3 separate regions of the Homo sapiens genome follow, and regions 2 and 3 are each linked to region 1. A link is a loop called in an ENCODE intact Hi-C map of the cell type or tissue named here. Cell type or tissue: heart right ventricle. All regions are shown on one strand. Each heading gives the region's core, and the rest is flanking DNA. Links, peaks and the distances in the headings are about the cores only.

Evidence for each region. Peaks named below come from ENCODE experiments on the same cell type or tissue, not always from the same donor. Only the 100,000 strongest peaks of a DNase experiment are listed, where the experiment ranks them.
Region 2: it touches region 1 in a loop (15-fold over the local background); 3 of 110 quality-filtered maps call a loop at or near these places.
Region 3: a loop joins it to region 1, with 2.8 times the contacts of the local background. A loop is called at or near these places in 20 of 110 quality-filtered maps.

The regions. Positions count from the first base shown.
Region 1 is chr10:70,921,565-70,929,451 of GRCh38, reverse strand. No RefSeq gene overlaps it. Among named protein-coding and RNA genes, the nearest start is that of LINC02622, 14 kb to the left of the region's middle. In heart right ventricle, for the core only: CTCF peaks have their summits at 3,381 and 3,594 (motif pointing left); DNase peaks (open chromatin) are centred at 3,019 and 3,601; H3K27ac peaks cover 399 bases.
Region 2 is chr10:71,121,342-71,129,228 of GRCh38, reverse strand. No RefSeq gene overlaps it. Among named protein-coding and RNA genes, the nearest start is that of UNC5B, 87 kb to the left of the region's middle. In heart right ventricle, for the core only: no CTCF peak of the experiment used is centred there; a DNase peak (open chromatin) is centred at 3,998; H3K27me3 peaks cover 270 bases.
Region 3 is chr10:71,061,013-71,068,899 of GRCh38, reverse strand. No RefSeq gene overlaps it. Among named protein-coding and RNA genes, the nearest start is that of LINC02622, 130 kb to the right of the region's middle. RefSeq lists an enhancer at 6,211-6,976. In heart right ventricle, for the core only: a CTCF peak has its summit at 4,298 (motif pointing right); no DNase peak of the experiment used is centred there; H3K27ac peaks cover 3,447 bases.

The DNA of each region.
Region 1 (7,887 bases), core at 1,024-6,023:
CTGGCCAGTGTGGGATAAAGGAGGTCACAGAGTGTCCACCCCCAGATCATGGGTTGCACCATCTCCACCCGCTTCATTGCAGCTTCCGCCCCACCCCAGGAAGATGTGGGGGGCCCAGGGAGGGTAAGGGAGGGACCTCTCCTATGTGCTCATGCCCAGGCCTCATGTGTACCCTCATGAGAAAGGAGTAGGGGTCCCAGGTCTGATCCCTTCCCAGGTCAACCCTTCAGTCCTCTTTGCATCATGAGGCCCTCTGTGTTCTGGACAGAAGTGGGCTGGGGGATGCTTCTCTCCCTGGGTCAGGCCATGCTGGACCACCAGGGACCTAAAGCAGGGACCCCCATATCTCCTGTCTCCAAAGGCCCTCCAGTGTGACCGCACTTCCCTCGGTTCATCTTTTCCTTTGGCAAACACTCTTTGAGGGTCTGCTCTGTGCCAGGTAGAGGGGCCCAGCCATGAACTGTCAACCACAGTCCAACTCTCATGGGACTGACAACCACAAAGGGAGCCTGGCCCCACAAAGTCATGGCACAAAGTCACTCCAGGGGTGGCAATTAACAGGGGCCTGACCTCATCTGGGCAGTGTGGCACACTGAGATGGACGGATGACCCCAGGTGACGTGGCAGTAGAAAGAGATGTGCAGAGACCTGGCAGGGGAAGAAGACAAGACATATTCAAGGAAAGGAAGGAAAGTCACATGCTGGACTACAGAGTCTGATGCAGCCCTGAGCTGGGGGGAAGGGGCCGACTCTCATCTCAGGTCCCCAGCTCCCTAGACCCCTCACCCTATCTCTGTCCACCCACAACCATGCTTGGGATTTCTTCTTCCCATACACACTTTCCTCAAAGGTCAGCTCATGCAAACGAGTGCCTGTGGCTACTCCTGCCCCACTGTCTAGCAGGTGCGGTGGGACTCTTGAGTCCCCTGGGACTTCATAGGAGGCTTTCCCCAGCTCCATCTCCTGCTCCCCTCCCCAAACACAGCAGCCACAATCAGGGGCAGCCCGCCGACCCTGCGAGCAACTATGACTCAAAACAACATTGCACAAATACAGTAACATTTCCAAAGCCATGGAATCTGGCCGTGTGACTAGCAGCTTAATGGCCTGACAGTGAGCACAGGGCTCCAACACGTGGGAGCGCCTATCAAGGGCTGAACCTCAGCAGTGCATATTTTACCTCAAAAAGAGGCGAGGCAGGCACTTGAGCCCTAGGGTTTAGGATCCACTTGGAGCCTTCTGCAACCAGAGAAGGGAAGGTCGTGCTCTAGGTTCAAGTTCTTTGCAGTCCAACCTCCAAGTCCCCACAGCCACCTCCTCCAGGCAGCCCACCCTCCTCTCTCTAAACCCCCAGTTACCTTTGTCCCCATTAGAGGCTGAGCTGGAGGCTTTGTTAATTCTTAAGGGCCTAGGGATCGAGACTGAGACCGTGCTGCCCCTGAAACTGGCTCAGGGGAGATTCACAGTGAATAATTCAACATGAGATCAAAAGCCACTACCTCCAGTAAGCAATCCTACCTCCCGTTGGAAAAGAAAGCCTTGCTTCTGTGATTTGAGAGAAAGACAGGGAGAGAGAGTCAAGGCAAAGAGATAAAGAGGCTTGGAGGCAGAGTAAGAAATAAATGTGGTGTCATCGCTCACTTACTTGTCCGTATCCCCAAAAGGCGTGTCATCTGTCTTGCTCTGCCCAGCACCCAGAACAGGAAGTGGCCCAGGGGGCCAATGAACATTTGTTAAATGAAAGAAGGAGAAAAATCATAAAGCAGGGAGTTCCATTCTCACCCACTCCCCACCTGCCTAGGCTACCTCAGCACCCACAACGACGGCCGAACCTCTGCCCAGCCAGAGAGTCATGCCAACCAGATACTCCCCCCACTCCTGGTCCTGGCAGCAGAGGGCCCAGCAGGAGCCCAGGAGGCTGGGGCAGCACCATGGCCCAGTCCTCTGGGTGGCTCTACACCACCCATGTGCAGAGAAAACAAAGCATGCACGTGGGCGTGTATGACTTATGGCTTTAATCTCCCTGATAGAAGGCCTTTAAAGATTATTTCAGGGATGAAAAATAATAATCCTGGGTAATGAATCACGGCCTTAAGAAGCTGATAAGCAGCAGGGAAGCTGGCCGGGCCTGAGTTCCTGATTTAATTAAAGTCTTACAGATACTCCCTGAAACAAAATCCGTCGTAGCCATCAAGGTGATAAAAAGACTGCAGGTTCCTTTAAACCAACTCACCTGCCTCATGAATCTTCTTCCTAGTGAAGACAGTGGATGAGGCCACGTCTTCCGGACCGGGCCTGCATCACTGCAGATGGTCTGCTGGGGACCCTGAGGGACAGAAAGTGCCTCATAAAGCCCAAGAGCCAGAGGCGGATGCCAGCCTGGAGGAGGCAGGGACCAAGCTCAGACAGGGAGCCGGACAACACTTGGGTTGCTTGCTAACTGTCTCTGGGACTCAGTTTCCACATCTAGCATCCAGCAGGAGGCGAGGCCAGCTGGTCTCTGGAAGCGTCCCAGAGCCAGACTTCTGGATTCAGAGCCTCATATTTTCCGAGAAGGTGAGGAGAGAGACAGATGATGTCTCCATGTGCTAGAAAGATCTCTCCTCTTCCCCGCTGATTTTCAGTGCCCCAGAATCCAGCTCCTGCCTCCCCATTTCCTTTCCCTGCCCTCCCCAGTCCTGCTCAGGCACGTGACTATCCTGATGAAGGCTCACTGCCAATGCTCCCAGGGACACTGAGCCACCCAGGCAGCCCTCTGGCTACCCTGGTCCAGTTGAGGGGTGGTGAGAGGAGTGCATGAGCCCAGGCAGAGTGCACCACAGAGGCTGAGCCAAGGGCAGGGCCCCCAGAGCAGGCAGGAGCTGTGGGTTCCGTCTGGCTCCACACCAGACTCACAAAGGCCTTGCAGAGACGCCGGATGGCTGGGAACTGGAAGGATGGAAATAGAGCCCAAGAGAACGTGAGGACAGTGGCGGTGGTCTCTGCATCCTCAGAGCCCAGCCAGTCCTGAGAGGGGAGTCAGACGGGTAGACGGGCAGGTGGACAGCATCCAGGGAGCTGACGTGAGCAGAGGCTGGTCCCCGCAGAGCTGTGCCAGCTCCCTCTCTGCCAGTCCTCGGCCTGACAGCCCGGGCTGGCAGGCACCTTGTGCTCAGGGTGGATGTGCGAGTGATTGGCCTCCTCCGATGGGGGCCAGTGGCATAGGGGCTGAGTTGCCAGATAAATTTGAATTTCAGATTAATGATGAATAATTTTTAGTACAATTATATCCCAAGTATTGCATTTATTTGCTAAATCTGGCATCCCTATGAAGAACGTCCCCTATGCCCCATGCCTGGCACAGAGCTGCCCCAGAGAAAGGCCCCACGCGGGCAGTGTGGACGGGCAGTGTGGACAGTGAGTTCTCATTCATGGCCTCGAGGCCCCTGGAGCCTCCAAGTGGACAGGAGCTGGTGGGATGGTAAGGAGCGAAGGCTCCTCCTGAAAACTGTAGGCTGGGATGGGGGTGGTCCTGAGCCCGGTCACCGCGCAGGAAAGTCCCCCTGACCCAGTCCCAGGGCTGAGGGTGGGGCTGCTGGGGGCCGGCTGCCACCCAGCGGCCAGAGTCGGAATGGCAGGTCGTGGCGCCCAGAGAAGATGGAGCACGTCAGCGCCCCCGCCACAAAACGGCCCATTTGGCAGGGTTAGAATTTTTACCCCACTTGAAACAAAAGGAAACTGAGGTTCAAGATCACCCCAAAACCTAAATTAATGTCGAGACCCTAGCTTGGGCACAGCCTAGTCCCCACCTCCAGCCCTCTCTCTCTCCTATTTGCAGTCACCAAGTGGGCCCCCAGGCCTGCCATGTCTTTCATGCCTGTCTTCCGCTCACCAACCTTCGATGGCTCCCTATTGCTGATAGAATGGAGCAACCCTTCCCTGTGCTGATACTCAGAGCCCTCTATGAAACAGCCCACACTTCACTGCCCAGACTTGCTACCTTTCCACCTTTCTAAGTCTCTTGTGCCCCCGCCTCCTGGAACCTCTCCCAGCCCTCATCTCTCTTGAGCTCCAGGCACCTGCCCCTGTGCCTTGTCCCCTTGATCTGCCCTGTGGCTGCTCCCCCTGTCTCCTATAGCCTTGAGCTCCTAAAGTCGAATGTCCTGGGTAGCAGGCCTCAAACATCTCTAAGCCCGTCTAACTTCATAGCTCTAAGTTTCATTATATGCACCAGTGACTCCAAAATGTATCCTTGACTTGGTAGACCCACGTCCTTAATGAGGTCCCTGCCTTCCTTCTGGAAGAAAACTCAGAAAGGGAGAGAGCTCTCCTGTTGTCTGGCGTCCTCCCCAGAGCCCACAATGGTCCCACAGTGGGTCATGCACCCAGCCCAGCCTTGCTGACTCAGGCAGGAGCAGTTGCGTCTTCTCTCTCCCACAGGAGTCCAGGAGGAGTCTGGCTCTGGACCTTCCAAGCCACCCCAGGCACTCGCTTTCAAAGGAGCTCCAAGTTTCTTGGTAGCTTCTAGTTCTCATTTATCAGAAGGAGAACTGAGGGCCTCTCTCCACCATTAAAGTCCTAAGAGGGGATTGGGACTGGAGTTTGTTCCTTGTCTACAGATGGACCTGGAACAAGTTCCTAGGGGAGCCCAGAACCCACAGATTATCTCAGAATATGCCTGTTATCTCATCACACATCGCTTAGCCCAGACTAGCCTAGAACTCACGCTTCAATACAAACCACACACTTAGCCAGCTCAGAGACACACGGTACCCCAGAATACCTGGGTTGGCTTGGAATACCTGCTAGCCCAGAGGTCAGTTCAAAACACACAAGTTAGCCCAGGTTAGTCCATAATGCATAGGTTTACTTGGTATACCCAGGATTGATTAAAACAAATAAATGATTTTTTAAAAATTTTTTAAACCCTCCCTCAAATGAAATCTTCCCCAGACCCAATGCATAAAACAGATGACATGGAGCTGCCTGGGTTGAAGGTGGATGGGGCCCAGGTAGTGGTGTGCTGCTGAATGTTCCACTCCCAGCTTCAGGAGAAAAGCTCTGGGTTGTAGCATCAGCCAATTTCTGTGGTGTAAATACTCCCTCCGCAGCCATTTCAGGTGCCAGCTGAGTCCCTGAGCTCAGAGCTGGGAAGAGATGTGCATAACGAACTCCACAAGCCAGGGAGCCAGCTCCAGCAGCCAGAGTGCCCATCCTGCGTCCTGGGCTCCTCTGGGGATCCATTCCCCAGAACCCCAAGGACCTCCAAGCTTGAGAACACAGGTCAAAGACACAGAGGCCAATCCAAGCCTGGAGCTTTCTGAAAACTGAAGGAACCCAGAAGAATGCTTCCTGACGTCCTTGGCAAGAGTGGGTAAAAGTAGGAAATAAAGTCAATGTGGAGATCGAGCCCCCAAATTTTCCACATGACTTCGACCAAGTTCTTTCTGCCCTCTGGGTCTCAGTCTCCCCATCTGTACAATGAGAGACCTAGGGCCACGAGCTTCAGGAAGCCCCACTCTGGCTGTGAGATCGGCCCCGCCTGCCTTTGTCACCTCCAGCCCTGCCCTGGCCTGGACTGGCACCCATCCCTGACAGAGCCCCGGGTGCTGAGTCACTCTGCCTCAACCCCTCATGTACCTGTTCCCAGCCAGCTGTCATCCGAGGAGTCTACAAAGTTAATTCACATGGGGGCATGTGTCCTCTGACCAGGGGGCTGAGTCCTGATGGTGCAGATGCAGCATCCTGCACAGAGCCTGGCTCCATAAACACGCTATGCCTGAATGACATGGCAGGCGGCTCCTCGCAGCAACCAAGAGCATTGGAAGAGCCCAATCAACACTTTTTTAATACTTAAAAAGAAAAATTGGCCAGCCGTGGTGGCTCACACCTGTAATCCCAGCACTTTGGGAGGCTGAGGCAGGCGGATCACCTGAGGTCAGGAGTTCAAGACCAGCCTAACCAACATGGAGAAACCCTGTCTCTACTAAAAATACAAAATTAGCTGGGCATGGTGGCCCATGCCTGTAATCCCAGCTACTCGGGGGGCTGAGGCTGGAGAATCTCTTGAACCCAGGAGGCAAAGGTTGTGGTGAGCCGAGATCAAGCCATTGCACTCTAGCCTAGGCAACAAGAGCAAAACTCCGTCTCCAAAAAAAAAAAAAAAATTTAGGCCAGGCACAGTGGCTCTCACCTGCAGTCCCAGCTACTCAGAAGGCTGAGGTGGGAGGATTGCTTGAGCCAGGGAGGTTGAGGCTACAGTGAGCTGTGATTGCAGCCCCACACTCCAGCCTGGGCAGCAGAGTGGGACCCAGTCTCTAAAAACCTAAAAAATATATTTTAAATAAATTTTTTTAAAATGTAAATTAAACTTAGATGTAGGTCAAAGTTTCTGTGAGGCGGGCCAAATTAGCTCTGAAGATCTACTGTATGACATGGTGATTATAGTGAATAATAATACATCAGATACTTGAAAATTGCTAAGACAGTAGATGTTAAATGTTCCACCACCAAAACAAAAAAAAAAGATAACTATGTGAGGTGATGGATATGTTCATTAGCTTGACTGCAGTAGTCATTTCACAATGTACACACATATCAAAACATCCCATTGTACGGAATAAATATATACAATTTTATTTTTCAATTATAGCTCAATAAAGAAAAAAATTATTCACGAAATATTTTGAACATTCAAAAAAGAACATTTAGCCACTACCTGGACTGAACTGATGTTAACACTCGGCCAGGCTTCCCCCACTGGGGCATGCCAGTCCCTCCTCTGAGCATGCTGAATGTCCCTCTCCCAGGGCCCATGGGACTGCCACAGGGCAGGTGACCACATTCCCTGTCGCAAGCAGGGCCTTGGGAAGACAGGAGCAGCTTCTCTGTACGTCTGCACTGTCTCCTGTCACAGCCTCATCTGATGGCTCATTTACCCTTATAACTGCCCGGTGAGACAGGTGAAGATTTATTTTCTCTATTGTACAGAAGAAGAAACTGAGGTGCAGAGGATGAGGGATTCATCTGAGAGCACATGGCACACAGGAGGCCGTCAGTACTAGACCCAGTTCTGTCCCTGAAACAAGTGTTCTCTTCCCGATCGGCCCCTTGGCTTCCATCTCAGCTCCCCTCTCCTCTGGGCCTCAGGAGGGGCTGTTATTAACCATGCCATGTCAGTAAGTGGCAATTGGGACTGTCTCAGGCAAACTGGGCCACACCTCGACCCTACCTTCGAAAGTCCACAAGAGCTGATCGAGCTCCAGCATCACCTGAGACACGGGGCAGATGTGAAAGAGAAGACACCGTCCCTGCCCACAAGGTGTATGCAGAAGCCAAGATGCGTTCTTTCACGGCATTGAACGGGCTATATGCACCAGTGCCTCCAAAGCCAGGGAATATCAACCAGGGCTGTGAGCAGAAGGGCTGACTTTCTAGAGGAGGTGGGGTTTGATTGGGGTCTTGAAAAGCAATCCCTGATGAAGGAGAGAAGAGGGTGAGGTCCCTCCTGGCAGAGGGAACCCTACATTCGGAGGCTGAGGCTCAGTGAGCTTTCAGACAGGGTGAGGGATTTTGAGAGGTTAGGAAAGTAGGTAATAAAGACAGAGAAGCACATCACCCATGCATATATCCCAAAATGACTCAAATCCAGAATATGTAAAAAAAAAGAATGAGAAAAAAAAACTCAAATCAAGAACAAAATAGGCAATTCAATTTTTAACTTTGGCAAAAAACTTCAATAGACCATCTACAAAAGATAATACCCAGATGTCCACTTAATATGTGAAAAGTTGTCAACATTATCAATCATTAGGGAAATGCAAATTAAAACCACAATGAAATACCATTATACTCCCACCAAAAAAGCTAAAATTAAAAAGAAATGATAATTCTGAATTTTGGCAAGAG
Region 2 (7,887 bases), core at 1,211-6,210, 200 kb before region 1:
GAAGAATAGGACTGGGGTTTGGGGAGGGGGGAAATTTTGATTCTTTAAAAATATCTTTGCATATGGCTTTGATTTCTTTAATCAAATGCATGCATTTATTTCATCATGTGTCTTGTCCTCCCCGCCATTCAGGTGCTCACCAAAAGCCCTGCAGGTTTCGTCTATTCTCTTTATTAAAGAAGGATGCAAGACAGGATTTGAGGGTTCTGCTTTCTCTGTCCCGGTTTCACTCTGCACCATCAAGACCTTCCAGTCTGCATGTGGTTAAAAGTCCCTTTGTGGCTGTTATTTTGTTATTTTTTTAGTGGAGCTTTTTCTCCATAATTTATCCTCATTCCGGGTGCCAGCCTGCAAACTACACATCCATTTTGGCCCTTTTGCCTCTCGGTGTTGATTGTGTCTCTCTTTCCAGCCTCTGCCTGGGTCCTTAGTAAATCTGTAACCACCCGACAGGTTCTTCCTGCCTGCTGCACAGACAAAATCTACTCACTGAGACCATGGCATTGTAGGAAAGAGAGTTTAATAGACATGAGGCTGATCATACCGTGCAGAAGACGGAGTTATTGCTGAAATCAATCTCCCTGAAGGCTCAGAGGTTAGGGGTTTTTCAAAGATAGCTTGGTGAGCAGGGGGCTAGGGTAGGGGGCATGTTTATTTGTTAGGTTGGAGATAAAATCATAGGGAATTGAAGCTGTCCTCTTGTGCTGAATCACTTCCTGGATGGGGGCCACAGGACTGGTTGCTGGGTGGGGCCACCCGATTGTTGGAAACATAAAAACTTGAAAAGACATCTCAAAAGGCCAATCTTGGGTTCCACAATAGTGATGTTATCTGCAGGAGTAACTGGGAAGTTGCAAATCTTATGACCTCCGGAATAATGGCTGGTAGTTATTTAGAATCCAAGTGCCTCTCATTTTCCTAACCTGTTGGCCTTTCATTAGTTTTACAAGAACAGATTAGTTTTGGGGAAGGACTATTATTTAAACTATAAACTACTCCCAAAGTTAGCTTGGCCCACACCCAGGAATGAGTAAAGACAGCCAACCTGTGAGGCTAGAAGCAAGATGGAGTCAACCATGTCAGATTTTTCTTACTGTCATAGTTTTATAAAGGCTAAGGTTTCAAAGCATAGTCTACATGTTAGAACCTCTCCTTGTCTTCCTTGATAGCAGCTGTGTTCCAAGGTCAGCATCAGCACAGGATGAGGGGCCATATCCGTCTTTGCTCTGAACATGTTCACCTCGGTTTTCCTGAAGTGCAAGGGATCTTTATTCAGCACAACCCCACTGGGCCCCAGGGTGCTAGGGAGCCACAGCAGGGAATCAGACAGGAAGCCAGCCCTCAAAGGGTGTAAATCACACCAGGAGCGATGTGTATGCTGATGAATTATAATACAGATTTAAACCATCAGTGTGTCCAAAGTAATGCCTCAACATACCCTTGACTGTCCTTGCACAGGTTTAAGTCTTTCAGGAGGTGGAAGGGCAAGGAAAATGTATTATCTGGCCTGTTTTCTCCATCCCACTCCTAATCTGATTGTAATGCTATGGAGATAGCATTTGAAAGAAAACGGTGTTCCATTTCTGGTTCTTGGGAAAACTTGGGCCACAAAGAATTGGTAAGGACATGATTGTTCCATTTCAGTTGGGGGTTAGAAAACAGAGTCATTAAAAGCTCTCTGAGCTTGGGAGACTCGTATGTGTGTATACACATGTGTGCACGTAAGCACACACGTGCGCACACGGAAACAGAATGAGGGGATATCTGCTTTCATGAAGCAATGGGTGTAGGAGGTGGTGGAGGAATGTAAAGGGGGAGTTTGGAATCCCCTCCCCCACTAGAATAAAAATTGCAGTAACTGCAGATTAAGTGCTGCTGACCCCAGGTGACAAGCCAGTCTGTTTCCAAGGGAACCACATGCCTCAATCAAGGCCCCTGAAAAGGAGGGTGAACCAGGGTGGAGCAGCCCTTCAGCCTTCCTGGAGCAGCTGCCCCCATCGCAGAGCCCTCAGCCCGCTGCTCCAGCCTGCTCAGAGACCCTGAGCAGGTCACCTCAACCCTCCTGGCTGAACTTTCACTGGCAGGGGTGCTAGGTGCAGCTGGAGTCTCTTAGGCTGTGTCCTAGCAGGAATGGGCAGGTGACTGGGGAACTTGGCTACTCCCATTCCTCTAGGTCTCTGAATAGCCTTGGGATAGTTCCTTGGCTTCTCTGGGTGTGGCTCCTCCAACCCCACAATAAAAGCATTGGGTAAATAGTCTCTAAGGATCCTGCTAGCTCTATGATCACCTCTGAAAGCAACCCCATCTCCTGTCATGTCCAACTCTCCTGACCAAAAGTGTGACAGGGGCGGAGGACCCAGGGAAACCATTCCCCCTTGCCAGTCTGCCCTTACCAAGTAGCTCTAGCTGCGCCATCCCTGGAGCAGTGGAGCAGCTCCTCATCTTCATGGAATGAGGAGAGCCCTCCGAGAGGCCAGCAGTGCTTTCTCAGCAGCTTCAAGCAAGAGCAGAGATGGGAACAGAAGGGTCGGGAAGGCTCTGAGCTGAGGGACAGGTGAGAAAGGGCCTCCACAGCCCACAGCCCTTCAGTGGGGCCCCTGGAAAGTCAGGAGCCGAGCCCAGCTCTTGTCCAGGACCTCCTGGCCAGGGGCCTGCCCAGCCTCCATAGGACCCAGTGTAAGGCAGCCCAGCCTCTGATCTGCAGTGTCAGAAGACACGGCGGTGCCAGGGAGTAGAAAGAGCTGTTGGAGTCAGGCAGCTGGTTTCATATCCCAGCTCTTCTTCTTACTGCTGGCGTGACTGGGGGCAGGTCACTAACCACCCTGCACCTCAGCCTCCATAGTACCCATGTCATAGGGTTATTACGAGGATTCGGTGAGATAAGTAAAATACCCAGCAGAACTCCTGACACGTGGTAAGTGCTCTGCAAATGGCAGATTCTTTCTATGAATAGGTGTTTTTATAGATGATCCACGTTAACAGTTCTCAGCTGTGGCTGCACATTAGAATTATAAAGGGAGCTTTTTAAATTCCCAGTATCATAACAGAGGGCAAAATGGCTGACTAGACGCAGCCAGGTGGAGCAGCTGCCACTGAGGGACCGAGAGCCTGGCGCACTAACAGATCTTCAGAGGGAAGACACTGAGAATGGACGGAGGGAAGAACGAAAGCTGGGCCGAAGCATGAGGAAGCTGGGAACACTGCATGGGGCTACCACACAGCAGGACTTGTTCCTGACCCCCAGTGACTCCAGGGGAATGGATGAGTTGAACTGACAAGGAGCAACCTGCTCTCACCACAAGCCTCTGGAATCCCACCAGGAGGAGGAGACCCCTTGACCCCCACAGACACTCGAATTGGCAGGGAGAGCAGCTTAGAGAAGTGATAGGAATAGCAAGCCAGCTGATATGGAGCCCAGGGGGTTTGATGTGGGAGCCTCTGTAGTGGAGCACAGCCATGGATGGCCATGCCCCTAGGCTTGACTGCTTCAGTAGGATACTTCAGCCCAAGGGAAACTGTTGGGGCTGAACTCTGCAGGGCAGTCTTGCTCATCAGATAAGCCTGGTCAGCCCTGAGCACCCCTTGGTCTGCTGGCTTCGCCTGGGGCCCCAGCCTGGCTGCGCCTGCTTCCAGGGCAGCCTCAGGTGCCTTGGGGGCCTACATCATAGCTTCTGTGCTGGTGGACAGTGCCTTACTGGTGGAAAGCTCCAGCAGGTCGGCCCCCACATCCACACACCAGCACACAAGCTCCTTCCCCACACTGCAGTTTCCCCCAGGCCCACGGCAACCCCTCACATTGATTTGCTGATGTATGTGTGTACGGGCAGTATTTACTTTCCTTGCCCTGCCAGCGTGCCTGTGTGCCTGCACCCTGCCCAGCCACTGCTGCATCAGGAGTGTAGTCTGCCCCCGCTCCCCCTGCCAACTGCCACTGTAGTCAGAGCCTTGGGCACAGAACCAGCCACCAGTGCCCCACCCTTGCACCAACACTGCCATGGGAGTGAAACCAGACACAGAGAACAGTGGATCTTCCTCCACGCTAAGCAACCACCCCTGCCTGCTGGCAAAAGGAATGTACACAGACCTGCATCTGCCAGTGCTCTTCTCCCCATGTCAACACAACCACCAGTGTGATGGTCACCAGCCAGCAGGGGCCCCCCTTCCCTGCCAGCTGCATTGCCTCCACCACTGTGGCGAATGCGCACATGGTGTCAGGCACCCCAGCACCTGCTAGCACCCTACCGCAGCTGATGAGCATCCACCCTGCTGCACCGCTACTGCAACTGGCGTGTACAAACAAGGACAGATTTTGCTGTCACATTACAAAACACTTTGATACCACCCATTGGAGTGTAGTGACCAGTGGTCTGAGAGCACCTCAGCCCCAACCCAGGGCAGTGGATTCTTAAGGAGCCAGAGAACAAATTTGGGGCCCAATACAAGTCCCCCAGAGTTAAAGCACACAGACCAGGAGTTGGGAGCTGAGCATTGGCCCCCTAAAATCTTCCAGAAACAAAGCCAGTTGGCCAAATCCATCTTATACCACAATCAAACCCCCAAGGTCATCAAATAAGATAAAAATATCGAAGGGCAGCAACTTTAAAGATCGAAGGAACATAAGCCAACGCAGATGAGAAAGAACCAGTGCAAAACCCTGACAACTCAAAAAGCCAGAGTGCCTTCTTTCCTCCAAACAACTGCCCCATCTCTCCAGTAGGGGTTCTGAACTGGGCTGAGATGGCTGAAATGACAGAAATAGAATTCAGAATATGGAGAGGTATGAAGACCATTGAGATGTAGGAATATATCGAAACCCAATCCAAGGAAGCTAAGAATCAGAATAAAATGATATAGGAGCTGAAAGACAAAATAGCCAGTATAGAAAAGAACATAACTGACCTGATAGAGCTTAAAATACATAATATAAGAATTTCATACTGCAATCGCAAGTATTAATAACAGAATAGGCCAAATGAAAGAAACTCAGAGCTTGAAGATAAGACAGTCAGACAAGCATAGAGAAAAAAGAATGAAAAAGAATAAACAAAATCTCTGAAAAATATAAGACTATGCAAAGAGACCAAATATATGACTCACTGGTGTCATGAAAGAGATGGCGAGAATGTAAGCAACTTGGAAAACATGTGTCAGGATATCATCCATGAGAACTTCTCCAACCTAGCTAGGGAGGCCAACATTCAAATAGAGGGAAATGCAGAGAACCCCAGTAAGATACTTCACAAGAAGATCATCCCCAAGACACATAATCATCAGATTCTCCAAGGTTGAAATGAAAGGAAAAAATGTGAAAGGCAGCTAGAGAGAAAGGTTAGGTCCCCTACAAAGGGAAGTCCGTCAGACTAACAGTAGACCTCTCAGCAGAAACCCTACAAGCCAGAAGAGATTGGGGGTCAATATTCAACATTTTTTTTTTTTTGACATGGAGTCTCGCTCTGTCACCAGGCTGCAGTGCAGTGGCACAATCTTGGCTCACTGCAACCTCTGCCTCCCAGGTTCAAGTGATTATCCTGCCTCAGCCTCCTGAGTAGCTGGGACTACAGGCATGCACCACCATGCCCAGCTAATTTTTGTATTTTTAGTAGAGATGGGATTTCACCATGTTGGCCAGGCTGGTCTTGATCTCTTGACCTCGTGATCCACCTGTCTTGGCCTCCCAAAGTGCTGGGATTACAGGCATAAGATGCCGCTCCTGACCTCAACATTCTTAAAAGAAATTCCAACCCAGAATTTCATATCTGGCCAAACTAAGCTTCATAAGCAAAGGAAAAATAAGATCCTTCCCAGACAAGCAAATGCTCTGAGAATTCATTACCACCAGAACTTACAAAAGCTCCTGAAGGAAGCACTAAATATGGAAAGGAAAGATTGTTACCAGGCACTACACAAATACACTGAAGTACACAGATCAGTGACACTATAAAGCAACCATATAAAAAGTCTTCATAATAACCAGCTAACATAATGATGACAGGATCAAATCCACATATATCAATATTAACTTTGAATGTAAATGGGCTAAATGCCCCCAGTTAAAAGGCACAGAGTGGTAAGCTGGATAAAGAACCAAGACCCATTGGCATGCTGTCTTCAAGACATCCATCTCACATGTAATGACAGCCATAGGCTCAAAATAAAGGGACAGAGAAAAATCTACCAAGCAAATGGAAAACAGAAAAAATGAGGGATTACAATCCTAATAGCAGACAAACTTTAAGCCAACCAATATTTAAAAGGACAAAGAATGGTAAAGGGTTCAATTCAACAAGCAGACCTAACTATCCTAAACATATATGCACCCAACACAGGAGCAACCAGATTCATAAAGCAAGTCCTTAGAGACCTTCAAAGAGACTTAGACTCCCACACAGTAACAGTGGGAGATTTCAACACCCCACTGACAGATCATCAAAGCAGAAAATTAGCAAAGATATTCAGGACCCGAACTCAGCACTGGATCAAATGAACCTGATAGATAGCCACAGAACTGTCCACCCAAAAACAACAGAATATATATTCTTCCCATCACCCCACTGCACATACTCTAAAATAATCACATAATTGGAAATAAAACACTCCCCAGCAAATGCAGAAGAGCTGAAATCATAACAACCAATCTCTCAGACCACAGCACAATCAAATGAGCTATCAAGACTAAGAAATTCACTGAAAACCATACAATTATGTGGAAATTGAATAACCTGCTTTTGAATGACTTTTGGGTAAATAATGAAATTAAGGCAGAAATTAAGTTCTTTGAAACTACTGGGAGCAAAGATACAACATACCAGAATCCCTGGGACACAGTTAAGGTGGTGTTAAGATGGAAATTCATAGCACTAAATGCCCACATCAAAATGTTAGAAAGATCCCAAATTAACAACCTAACATCACAACTAGAAGAACTAGAGAACCAAGAGAAAACCAACCTCAAAGCCAGCAGGAGACAAGAAATGACCAAAATCAGAGCTGAACTGAAGCAGATTGAGACACAAAAAACCATTAAAAAGATTAACAAATCCAAGAGTTGGCTTTTTGAAAAATATTAATAAAATGGAGAGACTACTTGCTACACTAATAAAGAAGAAAGGAGGGAAGATCCAAATAAATATTATCAAAAATGACAAAGGGGATATTACCATAGACCCCACAGAAGTACAAATAACCATCAGAGAATACTATGAGCACCCTATGCACATAAACAAGAAAATCTAGAAGAAATGGATAAATTCCCAGACATATACACCCTCCCAAAACTGAGGCAGGAAGAAATTGAACCCCTGAACAAACCAATAAAGAGCTCCAAAATTGAATCAGTAATAAATAGCCTACCAACCAAAAAAAGCCCAGGACCACTCAGATTCACAGCTGAATTCTACCAGATGTACAAAGAGCTGGTACTATTCCTGCTAAAACTATTCAAAAAAAGTTAAGGAGGAAGGACTCTACCATAGCTCATGTTATGAGGTCAGCATCATCCTGGTACCAAAGCTTGGCAGAGACACAACGAAAAAAGAAAACTTCAGGCCAATATCCTTGATGAACATCATTGCAAAAATTTTAAACAAAATACTGGCAAACTGAATCTAGCACATCAAAAACCTTATCCACCATGATCAAACAGGCTTTATCCCTGAGATGCAAGATTGGTTCAACATACACAAATCAATAAACGTAATTCATCACATAAACAGAACTAAAGACAAAAACCACATGATTATCTCAGTAGATGCAGAAAAGGCTTTTGATAAAATTTAACACTCCTTCATGTTAAAAACTCTCAATAAACTAGGTATTGAAGGAACATATCTCAGAATAATAAGAGCCATCTATGACAAACCGATAGCCAACATCATACTGAATGGGCAA
Region 3 (7,887 bases), core at 1,211-6,210, 140 kb before region 1:
TGGAGGCCTGACCTGGCAGCCTGAAAGCTGCTCTTGCCCAGTTATCTGGGATGCTCAGAGAAGGAGGTATTTTCGCTCATGGCAAGGCCTCTTCCCTATGCAACACAACTAAACAGAATCTTTATTTTGCATTATTTTGGCCCACGAGAAGCCATCGCTCCAAAAGGTGTTTATCCCACTTTCTTTTTTAATCCTGTGTGTATGTGTGTGCGCGTGTGCATGCACCCGTGAGCATGGTTGGATACTTAGACCCCTAGGATAAGAAGGGACCCACAGGTCCCATTCTGTCTCCCCTCTACTGCCACACCCAGTTCAGAAATCCCCTCCACATCATCTCTGACCTGTGTTCCCTCAGGCCTCGCTCACCTGCCTCCCATGACAAGAAGCGTGTCCCCTCCAAAGGCAGCCTGTCACCTACTGAGAGGCCCTGGCTCTTAGAAGGAACTTCCCTGTGCCTTCCTTCCTCCCTTCACCTGAGGGCCCCAAGTCAGTGCAGGCTTGCTGGCAAGGAGGAAGGGTCTGAGCGAAGCCCCTGCCTCTCCCAGGAACCCATCCTGGGTCACCCCGGCCCACCAAACTGTCTCCCTCCTCTGACTTTCCCACTGATAGCAACTGTCTCCCCTTAAGAACGTTTCTGTTTCTCACCAGGTCTCCTGTCACATGGGTCCTGTTTCCCCAGCCAGACAAGGAGCCTCACGAGGACAGAGGCCTGCCTTCTTCCTCACACCCTCGGCCCTGAGTGAGAAGAGAAAGAGAGAGAGAGAGTGCTTAGAACAGTGCCTGGCCCGTGATAAGCGGGTGCCAGCTATTATAATAAGAAATACTGTTGTTACTCTTCTTATTTCCATCATCATAATCTCCATCCCCATCTACCATGGCCCCCCTATGGTACAAGTGAGTGCACTCCATGGGGACCTCACAATCCTGCCCCTCATTCAGCCAGGCGGGCAACAACAGGGGCAGAGCTACGGGGCCCTCCCCACCTACCAGGTCCTGTTCTAAACATCAATCCTTGCACCCGATAATGCTTCCCTTTTACAGATGAGTAGACTGAGGCACAGAGCGTTCAGATCACTTGCCCGAGGTGGCATAGCTGCAATGGCAGAGCCGGCAGGCTGTAGCTAGAGTCCATGCTTCTAATCACATCTCTCCCTGCCACCACAAGTACTCAGAGCTGCAGCCACACCTCCTGAAGGTAAGAGAATGCATGTTATGTGGCATTGTAGCACAAGACACACAGTGAGTGTCTGCGGCCTGCATCTTCATTCCTGGGGCCCCTGAACATCCTTGGCTTTCCCTGAGGAAGGTGGGAGCGGGCCGGTCCAGGCAGCTCTCATGTCTGCTGGATCCTCCGGCCTCCTTTGTGCAGTGGGTCCTGGCTGCAGCTCTGAGCGCCCCAGCTTTCAGTTGGCTCCTTTCCAAGTTCTTTTATTAATTCCCTCACTCTCCAGCAAGAGAACTTTAATTAGCCCGGCCGATTTATCTATATAAATACAAACGGCAAGCACTCCACGGTGGGGTGGGGAAGTAAAAGGGGAGCTGGCAGCGGGTTGCCTGGGGCAGGGGAAGTGACGACCGCGCCTCCCCAGCAACCAAAAATATGACTTTAATATCACCCACACGTGTGTGGGTGTGTGCGCTTTCTGGGCTGGCTGATGGCGCTGGTAGAGCAGTGTCTGCAGGTCGGGTGCAGGCTGTCACCGTGTGATGGGGAACATGTTTCCAGAGCTGGACTGTTTCTGCTTTCCCAGGAAGGTCTTAATCTCCTCACCTAGGAGCGACATTGACACATTCCCACTCATCGAACTCCCCTCCCTCTCACACCTCCCCCAGGGAGGCAGGGGACACATGACAAAGTCACCCTGTTCCAAAGGCTCCCTTTGGACTTCCAGGACTTTTACCAGGATTGGGGCAGGAGGATGAGCCCAATGACAGCTCAATTCCAGTCCAGGCTCAGGAGACTCAGTGTTGGAGAACCGGCCCTAAGTGTTGGATGCACCTCTGTCTTGCTTACACGTGGTCTCCCGAGGGCCAAACCTTTCTCTGAGCACTTGCAGTGGTGGAGAGAGATGTGGTTATAAGCACGGACTCTAGCTACGGCCTGCCGGCTCTGCCACTATAGCCGCCCACCTCAGGCAAGTGATTTCACCACTTTGTGCCTCAGTCTACTCATCTGTGAAATGGAAGTATTCTCAGGGGCGAGGACCGATGCTTAGAACAGGACCTGGCAGGTGGGGAGGGCCCCATAGCTCCACCCCTATTGTTGCCCGCCTGGCTGAATGAGGGGCAGGATGGGAGCTCACCATGGGGCGCACTGATTTATGCCACTGGGGAGACCATGGCAGATGGGGGTGGAGGTTATGATGATGGAAATAAGAAGAGTAACAACAGTATTTCTTATTATAATAGCTGGCACCCGCTTATCACGGGCCAGGCACTGTTCTAAGCACTCTCTCTCTCTCTTTCTCTTCTCACTCAGGGCCGAGGGTGTGAGGAAGAAGGCAGGCCTCTGTCCTCGTGAGGCTCCTTGTCTGGCTGGGGAAACAGGACCCATGTGACAGGAGACCTGGTGAGAAACAGAAACGTTCTTAAGGGGAGACAGTTGCTATCAGTGGGAAAGTCAGAGGAGGGAGACAGTTTGGCGGGCCGGGGTGACCCAGGATGGGTTCCTGGGAGAGGCAGGGGCTTCGCTCAGACCCTTCCTCCTTGCCAGCAAGCCTGCACTGACTTGGGGCCCTCAGGTGAAGGGAGGAAGGAAGGCACAGGGAAGTTCCTTCTAAGAGCCAGGGCCTCTCAGTAGGTGACAGGCTGCCTTTGGAGGGGACACGCTTCTTGTCATGGGAGGCAGGTGAGCGAGGCCTGAGGGAACACAGGTCAGAGATGATGTGGAGGGGATTTCTGAACTGGGTGTGGCAGTAGAGGGGAGATAGGATGTGACCCCCCCGGGGTCTCTTCTCATTCTAGGAGTCTAAGTATCCAACCATGCTCACAGGTGCATGTACACAGGCAGGCACACACACACACACACACACACACACACACGCACACACACACACTGGCTGCTACTGCCCAGTCATCCAGGAAGCTTGGAGAAGGAGGCTTCTTTGTGCCTGGCCAGCCCCTCTCTGTGCACCACTACCACACAGGGACTTGACACTGTGTACCCTCATTCTGCCAACCAAGCAGTAGTAACAGAGCACAGAGATGTGGGGCCCTCTGTTAATCCTCACAACCTAGAACGCTCCCATTTTACAGTTGTCAACTGAGTAAAATAAGGCACGGAGTGGTGAAATAACTCACCCAAAGTTACACAGCTCTAAGTGGTAGAGCCAGGATTCCAACCCAGCTAATCTGCAATTGGAGTCTGTGCTCCTAACCGCCTCGCACACACCGCCACCATGAAAATGTTCATCCGCCCAGACAAGGTTTCTATGGTCTTGCTGTCGACCAAACCTGGCCTTCATTGTCAGGGTCACTGGCAAGTGTTGGGGTGGGATGGAGAAAGGGCAGTAAGGAGGCTGCAACTGGGCAGTGGAGAGGTGAAAAGGAAACCCAGTTTCACTTTGTGGGTGTTGCCTCCACGAAAGGAACGAGCCCTGGGGTCAAATCCTGGCTCCTCCATTTAGCAGCTGGGGGACCTCAGACATGTCCCTTGCCTCTCTGACTCAATTGCCTCTGCCGAGCAATGGGCTGAGAGGATCCGATGCACAAAGGGCACTCGGGTTGTCCTGGTGCACGCGGAGGGACTCTCAATAGTGTCTGTTCAAATAGTCCAAATCACCAAGTTTTCTGAGGTGGCGAGTTCCCCCTTGTTTACTCCTCCTGGGCCCCATTTGGGCTTCAGAAGCAGGCTGACATGGTGCTGGCCTTCAGCCTCATGGCCTGGTGAGGCTGAGGAGGAGGCTCCAGGGCCCTGGACCTGGGACACCGAGGAGCGGCAGACATGGAAAACTCTTGTGTCATGGCAGCGTTTCCGAGCAGAGCCCAGGAGTGGTAAACTCTATTCTTAGTCAGTGTCCCATCACGTGGAGGGAAGCTTGTCGTTAGTGGGGAGTGAGGGAGGAGCTGCTGCATTTAACCCTGCAAGGGCCAGAGTGCTGCAAAGAACTGGAGAAGAAACCTGCTGCCTCTTGGGGAGGGGTGGAAATGTGAGTTGGACGGAGCTGGAGTCGAAGGGGCACCCCACGGGAGACACTCGTCAATACCTATGGGATGGATGCAATAACTAAGGCTCCCCAAGCAGGAATTGCAGGGGGAGCTAGGTGGCTTTCTAAGGGGACAGCAGCCAAGCATGCTCTGCAGGAAGTTTCCAGAAGGAGGCACTCTAAGAGAATATGCAAAGAGTCCTGATGGGCATCAGGAGACCAAATCCACTCCTGTCTCTACCACAGATAAGCTACGTGGCTGGGGACAAACCACAGCCCTTCTCTGGCCTTTGGTCTACGAATGAGGCAGTTAAACTCCCTAACTCCTCTGCTCAACCCCACGTGGGGTAAGAGCTGAGAGCAACACCCAAGACTGTGACCCCCTAGCGTGAGCTGCCAGGTCATTTATTTTTGCCACTAGAAGTCATTGATCGAACGAGTGTTTATTCCCTGTTCTTACTTAACCCTGATGTGCCCCTTGCCATATTATCCTTTTATTTTTATTTTTGAGGCAGGGTCTCTCCCAGGCTGCAGTGCAGTGGCACGATCTCAGCTCACTGCATCTTCTGCCTCCTGGGCTCAAAACATCCTCTCACCTCAGCCTCCCGAGTAGCTGGGACTACAGGCGCACACCACCACACCTGGCTAATTTTTGTATTTTTTTGTAGAGATGGGGTTACCCAGGCTGGTCTTGAACTTCTGAGTTCAAAGGATCCTCCCGCTTTGGCCTCCCAAAGTGCCGGGATTACAGGCGTGAGCCACCACGCCTGGCCTCACATTATCCTTCTAATATCATTTGTCAGGGAATGGCACAAGAGGGCCTGGGATCTAAGTGAGAGTAGTGTGACAATGCTGGATGGGGCAAAGCTAGATGTAAAGGCAAGAGAAGCATCTGGACAAGGCAGGACCTGGAGGAGATGCTGGTGGCCTGGGACCTGGGTGGGCAGCAAGTGGACATCCTGGAAGGAAATGTCCGGGCTCCCTGCACACCCTCCTGCCTCCTCCTCTCAGCCTCGGGTCTCGCCTGCTCTGTGTGAGTGTGTCCTCTCTGCCTCCTGGAGGCCGGCCCCTGTGTCCCTTGGTCCGCCAGGCAGGCACTCCTTGAGCTCAGCCTGCACTTGTTCAGGCCTCCCTGGGCCCTGGTGCTGCCAAGCCAGCCCCAAGCCCACCCTCCTGTCCCTGCCTCCCGCCCCAAGCCCTGGCTGTGCTGGCCACTCATTTCCTTTGTAATTAATCACTGCTGGTCTCCAGCGGTGTCTTCCCCTCTCCAGCTCATTTGCCTAAAGAAATGAGTTGCTTTGTGGAGGAAAAACAAATGCTCCCAGCTCTATGTCCTCTGTTTCCTCTCTCTCCTCCTCAGCCCTGAGAAATGTAGGGGCCAGGGTTTTCTCTGGCCATCTCTAGGACAAAGAGGAGGAGGCACTTGATTGCAGGGAAAACAGCCTCAGTTTCCCCACGTAAATTAAGATAAGCAATTCCCAGGAAGCCCTGGAAAGAGAAAAGTGCTTTCAGGCCCTGGTGGGGGTGGGAGGGAGAGAGTGGTGAAGCTCAGGCCTTCCACATGTTCACTGTCTCCTGGAACGCACCCCACCTGTGCCTGTCCCACCAGACCAAAGCAGCTAGAATGTTCTGTGAAGTTAATGAGCTTTGGATCCCCAAACAGAACAGAACTTGTCAGCTGGTCTCTCTCAAGCAGATACGCAAAGCCCGCCGTGCAGGCCATGACTCGTGTTGTCATGGGGGAAGAAGAGGGAAGGAAGATAGTATTTGAGTGGCTGAAACAGATAGGGAGCGAAAGGCTGTTGGGAGGAGGCAGGGGCTCCACCATGGAGGGGCTCCCCGGACTCTGGCACTGCCCAGGGAACTGCAGGGGGGCCGGGCCTTCTATCAAGACCTCCAGCACGGTGACCCTCCCAAGTGCAGCGCACACTGTGGCACTGGGTCAGAAACAGTTTCTGGAGTCTTCCTGGACTCCACCCAGTGACTGAGAGGCCTGGGTCCAAACCCTATTGCAGCTGCTGGCAAGGGTGATGCCTCTGAGACTGTGTTCCCATCTGAAGAATGGGGGTAGCAGTAGTCACTGCCTTTCAGCATTGTTAGAGGAAGAGTCAAGATCCTGCAGACAGAGCACTCAGCATAGTGACTGGCACGGAGTAAGTACCCCATAAATACCAGCTATTGCTTATTATCGCTATTATCAAGGTCTCCCGTGTTAGCATCAGAATGCAAGCAGTTGAGAGGGGCAGCATTCCAGGGGTGGCCTTGAATCAACTCTAATTTATTTTTCAAAAGTAAATTATATGCTAACTCTGCCATTCTGTGATTGCTGGTGAGCATGGCACTGAAACCCCTCATGGCTGATGGAGAGCCGGCATAGGGCCCAGCACCGGGGCTGAGGGCCAGGCTGGCTGCCCCAGGCCACCAGAGAGCCAGGGGTTGTGAGCTACAGCTTCAGAAAGGAAACCACCCAGCAGCCCTGAAATCCTCAGTGTCCCCAGGTGGCTGCATTGCTTTGGCCATCCCAGCTGGGCGTGGGGGTCCTGGAGGGGCTTGCCTGGGTCTGTGATGAAGCAAGCTGCATCGACAGAGACCAGGCCTGAGTGAGATGCAGCTGGCTGACCCCAGTCCTGAATGGGGATTTGGCCAGCCCATCTACCTGTTCTGAGCCTGGGGTGTCCTTCCTTCCCCCACAATGGAAGCCCAGGTTTGAGTTTCTGGGAACATCCCAGAGCCCTCTGCAATGCCTCAGGGCTGGGCTAAAGTAAGCAGAGAGACTCTGAGCTCTGGAATTAGACTGGAAGACACTGAAACAGATTTCTGCTGAGAAAAGTGACATCTTCTTGTGGCCCTGCCCTGGAGGAGTCCCCGGAGCTGCAGAAAGAGCAGGGCTCTTGGTCAGGGCCTGGGCTCCGGTCTTCACTCCGTGGTGGGACCGTATGCTCCCTCTACTCTACTGCCCTGACTCTAGAAGGAAAGATTGGACTACGGCTCCCCTGTGATTTCAGATCCCCTCCAGCCGAAACCGCTGAGGAGCTGTGGCAGCAAAGGCTGAGAGAGGAGGGGCGGCAGATTTGAGGAGGTCACTGCTGGGGGTGGGGTGGACCTGACCTGGCAGGCAGGGGCCTGGCTTTCCTGCCTGGGAAAGGGAGCTGTCCCTGTCCTTCCTCAGTGTGGCCACGATGGAGAATGACACAGGGACTTCAGCTTCCTGGCTTCTGTGAGTTTAGTGACCCCAGCCTGCTGACAGGGGAGACCTGAGCTGGGCTGGGTCTTCTGGGATGAAACCTGGTAGACACACCCTGGAGCGTGGCAGGTACAGGTCTGAGAAGGAGCATGTGGGTGACCAGCTCTAACCAAAATTAATATTTATGTAGCACTTTGTAGTTTAAAACGTAGAAACATCTAGCATCTCATCAAATCAGCCCAACTACCTCTTATCACACCCTGTTTACACATCAGAAAACTCATGCCAGAGGGGGTTAAGGGTTCTTCCCAGAATCAAGAGGACCCTCCTGCTTTTACCATTTTACCAGAGGCCCTCGTCTGGCTGGGAGAGACCTCAGGACCAACCTGGGCAGTTAGTTTCGACAGCAAGCCTGCCACATACAGTTGGGCAGGTTGTTAACTGCACAAAGCTGCTTGTCTGAGGGGGTGATTATGGGGGCTGGAATCCAGCTTCACTCTTGTCGCCAAGCCACACTCCCCAGTGTGGGACAATCTACCGAGAGCACAAAGGTACCAT